2 separate regions of the Homo sapiens genome follow, and region 2 is linked to region 1. The links are chromatin contacts, found by Hi-C or POLR2A ChIA-PET in ENCODE. All regions are on one chromosome and are shown on one strand. The core of a region is the stretch at or near the end of the contact, and the rest is flanking DNA. Distances in the headings are between cores, read along the strand shown.

Region 1 (5,235 bases), core at 838-3,337:
GGTGGCTCAAGAATGGACGGCTACTTTGCAAAGCACGTGCCAATTACACAAAATTGCCTACTTTGTCATGCGAATTTAAACCAAGCAGAGAATGCCTCTTGATCAATCTGGCTTTTCTTACAGATACTCAGCATGGAGAAAACTGGCTTGGTTGGAGACAGAGTTTGTGTCACACTTTTTCTCATAAAGGGAAAGTTGCTCCAGACCAAGCAACAAGGGAGATGTCAAAAGCTGGCTGTTCCAGCTTCTCCCTTGAGTTACAGATCGTCACACAACTCTGAGCACAGGAAGGACCTACAGTGTTCTTAGAAGCAGTAGAGTTGCATGCCCTTTACTAACCAGGCTAACCAATGCAAGAGTGTGTAAGACCTTCTAGGCAAAAGGCCCTGGGAGGCTGAGTTTATTCTCAAACCACCAGCCTTTCTCCCACCATCACGTTCAGTTACCAAAACATACTTACTTTTTTTTTCCTGTAACCTCATTTTAGAAGTGAACAGCTTTCAGTTAAAGTGATTTGCAGGGGATAAATAGAAGTAGGCTCATGCCAGACCTCACAGAGAAGTTCTAGATGGGCCCAGCATGGTGGCTCATGCCTGTAATCCCGGCACTTTTGGAGGTTGAGGCGGGCAGCTTGCCTGGGGTCAGCAGGAGTTCAAGACCAGCCTGGGCAACATGGTGAAACCCCATCTCTACAAGAAGCATAAAAAAATTAGCCGGGCGTGGTGGTGTGTGCCTGTAGTCCAAGGTACTTGGGGGCTGAGGCGGGAGGATTTCTTGAGCATAGGAGGTCAAGGCTACAGTGAGCCCAGATCGCCACTGCATTCCAGCCTGGGTGACAGAGCAAGACCCCATCTTAAAAAAGAGAGAGGGAGAAGATCTGGATGGTTCATGTCCTCTGCTTATCCTGGATATCTAGAATCTTACGGAAACCTTATATTACCCTTTCATGAAGTGGGAAAAGGACTTTAGAGAAGGGGGACAGATTAGAAGGCAGAAAATGCACTAAATAGTGTGACTCTCTCTTCATTTAGGCCCAGTTCTTTCTCCTGTACTTCTCTAGTTTTTTAGTAAAAGAAACAAGGAGACTGGAGCTTGGACTAACAGAATTAGCATGTTCAACATCAGTGTTCCAAAAATCATCAGCCATTTATCTTCATGGGGAGTTTTTCCTTTAGGCGCCAGCTGACTTTCTTTTCTTTGGCCCCTCTTTCTCATTCTGCCTTCTGCCACCAGCCTCCATCTCCACTGCAAAACTCTCCACGTCCCATTCAGGTCAGGGCCTTCCTTCACAGGCACAAAAGCTCATCCTGCAAATAATCAGCTTCTGCCCAGGTTCTCTATCATTAGCAATATAGAAAAGAGCAGAAGCTTTCAAGTTTTGCTCACAATTTGACATATATTTGATCAAATTTTTAGTTTGGGCTTGTATGCTCCACCAACCATCAAACCCTGGCAAATGTAAGTAAGGGTGAAGGGATGGTCTACCTCATACACTAGTAAAAACTGAGAACATCTTAGATGCTCATAAACGGAAATAGTGTTTAAGTACTTGATGATACCTCTACTAAAGGAGTAGATCTTTATGATCTTTAAAGCAATGTTTGAAAAAAGCACAAAAAAGTTTCTGCCACAATATAAGTGAAAAAGGTAGGCTACAAAATGATATAACATGACTAAATGACGTTAAAAACCTGAAGATCTGCTGCAAAGAAAGGGGGTTGTGGGGGGAGACAGGAAGGAAATGCATCAACGTTAACAGAGGTTGAGTCTAGAGGGTGGGGCTTTGGGTGATTACTTTTTTCTTCGTAATTTTCCACCCTTTAAAAGAGCATGTCCTACTTTTATAATTACGGAAAAAAGAAAGAAAACCTTGAGCTTTTGCATTTAACCAGTCCGCAAAAGCAATAAACAAGACGCGCTGTGGCCAGGGAACCCAGCGTTCGAGGGGCCGGCAGCGCGATCTGGCTGTCGCCTGTGGGCGGGGCGCAGTCCCCGGGACAGCCTCCCGGACCCGGGCCCCCAGGCTGCCCGCAACCCTCAAAAAGGAGCCTGTTTTATCTCTGAGCAGAGATGACGTCACCCTAAGGAAACCAGAAAGTGCTGATTAATCATGAAGTCAGAACTAATCCCTGAAAAGAAGTCGGGTAGGGGCGAGGCGCGAGAGTGCCCCAGACGAGATTGCAACCTCAGACGCCGCGACCGGGCTGGGGTCTCGCCCGTCACGCCCAGCCGGGACGCCGGTGCGCCCCGCCCCCACCTCGCGTCTCCCCGCTTCCCGCTTCCAGCTTCCCCCGCGTACTCCCAGCCTCCCGCCTCCCGCCGCCACTAGGTTTCTCCGGCCAGCGGCCTGGGTGGCGCATGCGCAGCGGCGGGATGGCCGGGCCCGCTCCAGACCCTGGCAGTCCACAAGCTCCCAGTCGCCTGCCGTGGTCCCTCCCCGACAGGTTCTTATTGTACCGCGCAGTGGTCGCGCACCGACTAGCTGTGCTTTTAAAGATGATTATCACTATGGCGGTGAGACAGTAGTTTGGCCGAGACCTGTTCCAGTACCCGAGCCAAAAAGGGTGAAGTAGATCCAGGACCGTCACTGGAAGCCACTTCGAGAGAGAGGCCATGCTTCTTAAAGTATGGGTTTCACAGCCGCCAGTTTTTTGGAGGTCTATAGTCACATGTTATTCACAATCTTATTTTTATTACAGTCGGTTAAAAAGGATTTCATCCATTGCTAGAACACTGCAATCCTCAGCTTCGGGGGTAACCAGAAGGCTCTCTGCGCCCGCTGCTGGGAGGTGGCGGGGCCCCGGGTCCAGAGCCAGGCTGGAGGCGGGCGCGCCCCACCGCCCCTGTGATGAGAGACAGCAGGAAAACTGGGCGTCCGGCAGCCCTGGGGCAGAACAGGTTGCTTGTCCCTGGGGAGCCCTCTAAGGGATAAAGGACCTTGGATGCGATCAGTCTTTCTTTGCGGAAAGCCCTCACACCTGTCCTGAGAGATAATTTGCATAAAAGCTGTTTGTGCCCTGGAGGAGAAAAGAAAGTGATTAAAAGAAGGTGGGGAGAGGGGTGGTCTGAGATGTCAGTAAGGATATTGGGCTGTGAAATACGTTGGTCTTATAAGTGGCTCTGCAATATCTTCTAAGAAGAATCCTCTGTGAGGCCAGCCTCTTGTTTTTAGGCTGGTCAAGCAGAAAAGAAGAATGGAAGCCCATTCACTGAGAAGCCACTGGGCCCCCAGGGACACCTCCATCTTGCCTTCACAGCATTTGCTCTTGCAACAGGTTCTTAGATTAATTTGGCCTCGTGGTCAGTCTTGAAGCAGCTCCCACATGTGCCCTGGCAGCTCAGCGCCCAGCTGTCCCGTCCTGTGTTTGTCTAGTTGATTAGGCAAGTGTTAACCAGTGAACCACAGAGGCCCATGGTCCAGTGGGCAGGGTGTAAGAAAGTACCTGGAACACAGAGATGGACGGAGATAGAGCTGGAGTTTGGGCCAGGTGGGCAGCACCGGCACCTCTCAACAATACCTACAAACATATTGCTCTGCTCATTTGTTTTAATCACATCAAGGCTTGTCACAATCTTTCTGTTTTCTTTTCCCTTAGAAAACAAACGTCTCACTAGGGTTGCTTCATGAAGTTCACCAGTACAGTAAGTGCTACAGCACGTTAGATTGCCTTGGCAGGGAGAAGGGCCTTTTATCTGCTTTGGATCACTGTTGGAGTCTCAGGCCTTTAAATCTTTTGAACTCACATCCATTGTTCCACACTAGCTGCTACTGATTCTACAACCCCTGTTCTCGCTTGATTATATTTCTTTGGATGAAATATGATATCTTTAATGTTTTTTGGGATCAAGGGTCTGAGTGTGGGGAGAAGAGGCTCCTAAGCCACAATCAGCAGCTTGATTCCCTATCACCTGTTTGGAGCTCATGGTAACCAGAGTCAACAACTAACAGGATTTAGGAGAAACAGCAGCAGGTTTATGTAGCTCAGAAAGATAGTCCAGTTCCAAGACATGGGAGGAATAGATAGGGATATTTGGTAGCTGCTCAAATCAGAGCTTCTCAAACTGGCATTCATCATCAGAATTACCCAGGAAACTTTAAAAAATATCGAGTCCCAGAGTTGGGAGTGGGACAGACATCTGTGTTTTTCGAAGTTTTTGAGTGATTCTAACATCAGCCAGAGCAGGGCCTCTGGCTTATGGCTTGGACCACCTCAAATCAGCAGCAGCACCCAGCTTAGGTGACGCAGCATACGTGGGGTTGGGGTTGCTTTTAGAACTGTAGAAGACTGATCCCTGGGGAGCCCTCTGAGGGATCAAGCTAAGAGCTTCCCAGGTTTCAGAGATACGTTTGGCCCAGTCTTCTAAAATTCTAGCCCTGCTATTGGAGATAGCCTTAATACCGGGGACTCAGAGCAGAAGGGATCTGGGAAGAGGACAGAAGCATCTAACCTCCTGAGTAACCAGTAGGAAAAAGCTTAGCAGGTACCTAAAACACAGAGAGAGGGTTTTGGGCTCTGGTCCAAGAACCACCAGTGGCGAGAGTAACAGGAGGATCCAAGATGGCTGCACAGCTCTGCTGAGCATATATCCATTTGGTTACCTGCTCAGCCAGCAAAGACGAGATGTAAGGTAAAGCTTATAGGAGTCTGGAACCCAATATTAGACAAGGATTCTATACTACTCAAGCTTTGGCTGAAGGAGGAAATAATATTAATAATAGACATTACTAAACTAATGCTGTCGTGGTTAGCATTTATTGATCATTGTGCTAATCATTTTATACTTTAAACTCAGAAAGTTTAGGTATATCCTCTAAGGACTCCCAGCTAGTTGGTGGCAGGGACAGAACTTGAACAAAAGGTTAGAGTGTGAGCTCTTTTGATGTCTGATTTCCCATTTCACAGGCCTGTTTACTTCCAGAAGGGAGTTGAACACAAGTTGAAGAGTTGGAGTGGTGGCGGTGAGAGCAGCTCAGGGAGTAAATGATAGTAATGCTAAAAAATGCAAAGTGCAATTAATTTTAAAACTCACATCTTACATATTTACATTGTTGTTTCAATGTAGTTGCTCATAGTCTGAGATCTTAATAGGTCCATGCCATCTTAATGTCAACCTGAGGATTAGGTAGGAACATAGCAAACAAGGCAGTGGACCTAGGGGTTGATTAGGTTCTAAATCATATTTTAATAAACAACTGTTCATACTTTTCCAGAATCATTTAAAGGGAAACCAGAG
Region 2 (5,235 bases), core at 1,999-4,498, 150 kb before region 1:
GAAAATAATTTATAGTTCAAATGGAAGCACATGTTAGTCTTTGAGATCACATTGTCCAATTACTTTCCAGAAAGATTGTGTGAATCTATATTCCGATTAACAGTCTATGAGAATGCCATTTTCCTGGAAGTGAACAACAGTCGTTATTATTATTTTAAAAATAATCTTTCATTATTTTATAGGGGAAAAGCCCTGATATCTAATTGCTGTCTTATTTTGCATATATGGGACTGCTGATGGGACTGAACATTTAAAAATTATGTTTAGTGGCTGTTTGTACTACTTCTCTTTTGCCTTTTATCATCATGGCCTGTCCTATTGAACTACTTATCAATACTTCTATTGAAGTATTTATTATTTTGTTATTGATTTGAATGAACTCTTAATGTATTAAGGATATGAACTCTTTTATCTGTGTTCTGAATATTTTTTCCTAGTTTGTCGTCTATTTTCCATGTTATTTATGGTGTTTTGATCTATTTTTACTGATAAAATTTAGAAAATCTTATTTAAGAAAGCTGTCAAACCTTTATTTCTTCATTGGTACACTGTTTAGAAAGGTCTTCCCCACTCTTATACTTTCAAAGTTTCTTTTTTTATTTTTAATGTAAACATTGATCTATCTGAAATGTTTTGCCTGATTTGAGGAAGGGATCTATACTTATTTTCAATCACGATTGTTTTCCCTATACCATTAGTTTAAAATTCTAAATCGTATTTTTTATCAGAAAGTATTTTTTCAAATAATGAAATATTTCAAATGTCTTTAGTTATATTGAGAGAATTTATAAGTACAGTATACAAAAAGGGAGAACAGTAAGATTTGTCCTTATAGAGAAAATGACGGAGGACTAGGAAAAATAGACAAAACAGGCATTGATAGAGAAATAATATTATGTTTATTTGGAAGACTTTGAAGACCCAGAGGAGTCCTTGCTGGGGAAAGTTATCATGTTCATAGCAGCAACTCTTTTTATAAGAAAGAGTATAGTAGTCAAGGTAGTAAAGTGACTATGAATGAAAGTAGTGGGATCCATGACATAGCCTTAAATAACTGGAAAAAAAAAAAAGGAAAGGAATTAATATTAAAGGATATGATTGGTAAGAAGCTAATCCCCAACCATAAGAAAAAAAAATAAGTTGGAATCCAAAGAGAAAGGCTGAGTTAAGTTTTTACCATGCCGTGTTTTAATAGCAAGAGTATTTCTGCATATGACCTCATGTGAAGAATCCTTGAGTGATAAATATTATTCCTGTATGATACTGTGGTTTTTAAAATTGTGAAAACCAGAGAGGTGAAAACAAGAGAACTATTCATTTTAATAATATTGTGACCAAGAATTTAAAAACATTTATTAATCAACTTCAAGTTGGAAGACACTGTACTTTGGGAGAAATGGTTCTCTTTCCTGAGGGTAATCTAATTGGGCAAATATATACAAAAATAACTACAGTACAAGACAAAATCTGTTAAGTACAATAAGAGAGTTATAAGCAAAAGTGCTGAAGGAAACTTAGGGTGGGAAGAGATTAATTTTTATCCAGTGGCTAGGTTTTATTTAATTGGTATATTTTAAGGTATAATGTTTAATAACCATTATTCTGAGTCATTGGACCTCACCCATGGACAACTGTCATCTCTTATTTTAAGCTTAGAAAAAAATTCATTAGAGTCATCTATAAAACTCCAAAATTTAAGACCTAGGAAGAATCATAGAAATTATTTAGGTCCACTCCCATCATTTCACAGACTGAGGTATGCTAATATCCAGTGATGTTTTTTCCATTACATCAGACATCACCAGCTTGGTAAGGTACAAATCAAATGTCTGGTGGCACTTTGATACATCTAATTTTGCTTGCTTCATTGACACATTCTCAGTTGCTACAACTTCAGAGATGTTTATTATGTTGATTTTTAAAAATTTAGAAAAACCTTGACTGTATAATGTTTAGGGCATACAGTGTTCTGCTTAATATTAGTTTCACTTTCCAATTAGCTGAGAAATGAAAAAAAATTCTTTTTATTTTTTTAACAACTTTTTGTTTTGAAATTTTTTTAAGTTAATTTAAAATGTAGGAAAGTTTTTTATCTTTGTAAGTAGACAATAATTTATATAAATGAATTTCTCTTTGAGTAAAGATATTATTGTCAAATTCTGAAGATTTTTACAATTTTGCTATGTTGTGTTTGTAAAAAGAGTTGATGATTAGACCCTTGACTCTGGGACAAAGCCTAGGAAATCTCTCTCTTAATCCTAATATTTAATATCAGTTTATTTTCATATGCTCTGCCATTTTCCTTTAAATTAAAAAGCAAAAACAATATTCTGGTTTTATGATGATTATTTCTTCAAAAATATTCTGGTTTACCAAGGTTGGGGCAAATTTTTTATACTGTCTCTCTTATTCCCTTCTCCAAATTATACTATTTTTTGTAATAATAAGAGATCGGGACTGTAGGTCAGATTACAGAGGCTGCAGCAAGCCACTCTTATTTCAGACACTCGAACATGAATCCCACTAATTGTTAATGTCTAATAGCTATGAAGGACTTGTGAAGATAAAGACAATTTGTGTATTGGGAAAAGCTCAGAAAGAAACAGCCCCAGAATTGTTCCAGCTATAACGATTCGGCAATTTATATTCCCAGAGAGAATTTCTGTATTCATGTTTTTGCCACCAAGTCTAGAGGAGGGAAAGAAGACAGAGAAAGAATGCCATCAGAGGGTCAAATACGTGGAGAAGGAAGACAAGGGAAAGCAGTATGTCTTAAACTAGATGGGAGAGTGGAGAAACTGAGACAAGCAGATGCAGTGGTAGAATTGCAAAACTGTTTAAATAACTAGGGTGTGATTTAATCCTTCAGAGAGACATGGGAAGGGATGATACGATGAGCAATAAAGATGCAACAGGGACTGAGTGTGAAGCCTGAAATGAGAGTTAAAGTCAGAAAGGAAATTGGGAGGGTGATTAATACTTCTGATTTCATATATTCCAAGTTAAAGGCTAGAGTGATACATCTAGGTTAAGTTTCTGAGGAGAGATGGAATGGAAGAGGGGACAAAGAATAAAAAGACAGAGGTGTCCCTGACCCTTTGCAACACTTCTGAATCATTGTGGTTACTCGGGACACCTGTGTTTAATTTGAAGGCCTCCATCCCTCTTACATTATGAGAACTAATGAGATCATGGCTGGAGGTTGTGTGACTGAACTTTTTGTGACTGTAATACACATTTCTGTTTTATCCCCTAATCTTGGTGATGAAATCACTGTTGCAAAGTTGAATCAGAGTTTCACTATGGCTGGCATGCAAGTATTATTTTCAGTACACATTTTCCTCCTTACCAAAAATGGTACTAACAACTGGGGATCATGTTCATCTGTGGAAAACAGAAAGGAAAGAATATGAAAATTACTTTAAATCTCCCTTGGAAAATGACTTAGAAAAAATGTTTGTGTCAGATTTTTTAAATTCAAAATTAAATCATCATTCTTTAAATGAATTTTAGGCTGAAAATTTGTAGATGTTGATAAAATATAATTTAAATTTGAAAAACTGGCTAACTATATTTCTAAATGCTGGTTTTCTTTATAAGTAAAGACAATACGAATAATAATGAACAAAGGCCAGTGTTGGCTTAATGCAGTCTCAAATTTAGGATACTAGTACTCTGACTTCACTAAAGTATTATCTTCCGTATACAAAACTGGCACAATGGAGCTATGCTCACAGAAACAGTGAGAAATTTGCTCTTAAGCTTTCCATATTCTTCTCTCTTGGGAGTCTCCCACCTAAAAGCATGAGCATGTTCATTGAGAATAACTGCATGATTTATAATTATGGATTGAAGAAAATGTCTTGTGATCCCGTGCTTGTAACCTATATTTTACTATTCAGCAATGTTAAAATGAATTTCGATTGAAATAGCAATCAATGGGGAATCCAGTCCTGATTCCATCATTGCTCTTTTCACGATTTTGGAGAACTGTTTTCCTAACACTGGATCTTACTTTCTTCTATAAAACAAAGCACAATGCCTTGAACGTAGTAGACATTCAGCAAATATTTAATAAATGAAATACAATATGTCAGTCAAGACCCTTGTTTCAGATAACAAAACTTCAACTTGAGCTGGCTTCAGCACATAAGATTTACGTAACACAGCTGAGGGAAGTGTAAGGGGGAACCTAGCTTGAGAAATGGCTGGAATCAAGGACTCACACACCACCCAGGCTTTCTAGCTCCTGTGCATTCTTTGAAATCAGCTAATTTCACTTGACAGGGAACCCAGCCACTGCAGCTCTGAACTCATCATCTTATGCACCTTTGTGACCAGAAAGGAAAGGGTCCCTTTTGCTCCAGTTGAGATATAAAAATTCTAAACCAGAATTCTCATTGATCTGATTTAGATCATGAGTTACATCCCTTAGACTAATTAATGTGTCCAGAAGAGTGAATCCTGCAGAAGTGTTGCAAAAAAAACAAAACAAACCACAAACCCCCTGAAATTATGTATGTGAAAGTTTATGACTTTAGGGTAAAGGTGTAGTATACCTACAAATGTGAGACATGTTATTTTTTTCTAAGACATTTGCATTTCTTTCCACATTAGCTGTGTAGAAGCTGTTTTTAGGAGCCAAAAGGTTGAAACAAGAGATCTGCCTGTTTTCATAGAGCTAGCTCAGAGCTCTGCTCTTGCCGAAGGTGTTTTAAGACTCCCATGTTCTCAGGATGGATACCTGGTCTTCTCTGTCCTTGTAAGGACATTCACATCCTATCTTCATAGAGGTTTATTTCTAGAAATTGAAAAACAAATCCTCAGCTTCCTTAGAGTGGTTTTAGCATAAAATTTTTAATTATGGGAGAACCTGCCTCAATGTGATAATAATAAAAATACCTACTATTTCTTGTTTGTTATATGACAGACACTATGTTAGAAGCATTCAGTGGTGTGCTGGAGCCAGCTAGTATTGGTTCATAGGACCCTATTATTAGCATATCTTCTCCTGTTCACCTTTAGTATATCAAGCTGGTAGCTTGAAATTGGCCATAGTGAGGTTTTTACACTACAAAAATTGGCAAATGCCACAAATCAGAACTCCCCCACCCCCTGCCATAGGGAGCCAGTGGTTAAACATTTATTAGCGCATCACTGGGAGCTTTATATATATGACCTTATTTAACCCTCGTGACAATTTTTTATGAGATTGATCATTGTTATCCTCATTTT

What was found. A loop is a pair of places that touch in the nucleus more often than their neighbours do. ChIA-PET counts read pairs that join two places held with the same protein, here RNA polymerase II (POLR2A). Pooled maps may share reads with other maps.
Region 2: a map of mammary epithelial cell shows a loop between it and region 1 (4-fold over the local background). The contact joins two enhancer-like sites. A Hi-C loop is called at or near these places in 4 of 168 maps with a recorded cell type or tissue (IMR-90, ascending aorta, endothelial cell of umbilical vein and 1 more) and 14 of 50 pooled maps. POLR2A ChIA-PET finds 5 or more read pairs at or near these places in 1 of 52 experiments (BJ).

The regions. Positions count from the first base shown.
Region 1 is chr5:65,032,648-65,037,882 of GRCh38, reverse strand. No RefSeq gene overlaps it. Among named protein-coding and RNA genes, the nearest start is that of CWC27, 270 kb to the right of the region's middle. RefSeq lists enhancers at 1-21, 1,853-2,369, 5,051-5,235 and a silencer at 2,243-2,292. Within about 2 kb of position 2,087, at least 41 of the 41 ENCODE cell types and tissues checked have a DNase peak (open chromatin) inside an H3K27ac peak, as active enhancers do; they include mammary epithelial cell, where a contact is called at or near this core.
Region 2 is chr5:65,188,489-65,193,723 of GRCh38, reverse strand. All of the region lies in intron 21 of ADAMTS6 (ADAM metallopeptidase with thrombospondin type 1 motif 6), which reads left to right. Among named protein-coding and RNA genes, the nearest start is that of ADAMTS6, 290 kb to the left of the region's middle. Within about 2 kb of position 3,248, at least 3 of the 41 ENCODE cell types and tissues checked have a DNase peak (open chromatin) inside an H3K27ac peak, as active enhancers do; they include mammary epithelial cell, where a contact is called at or near this core.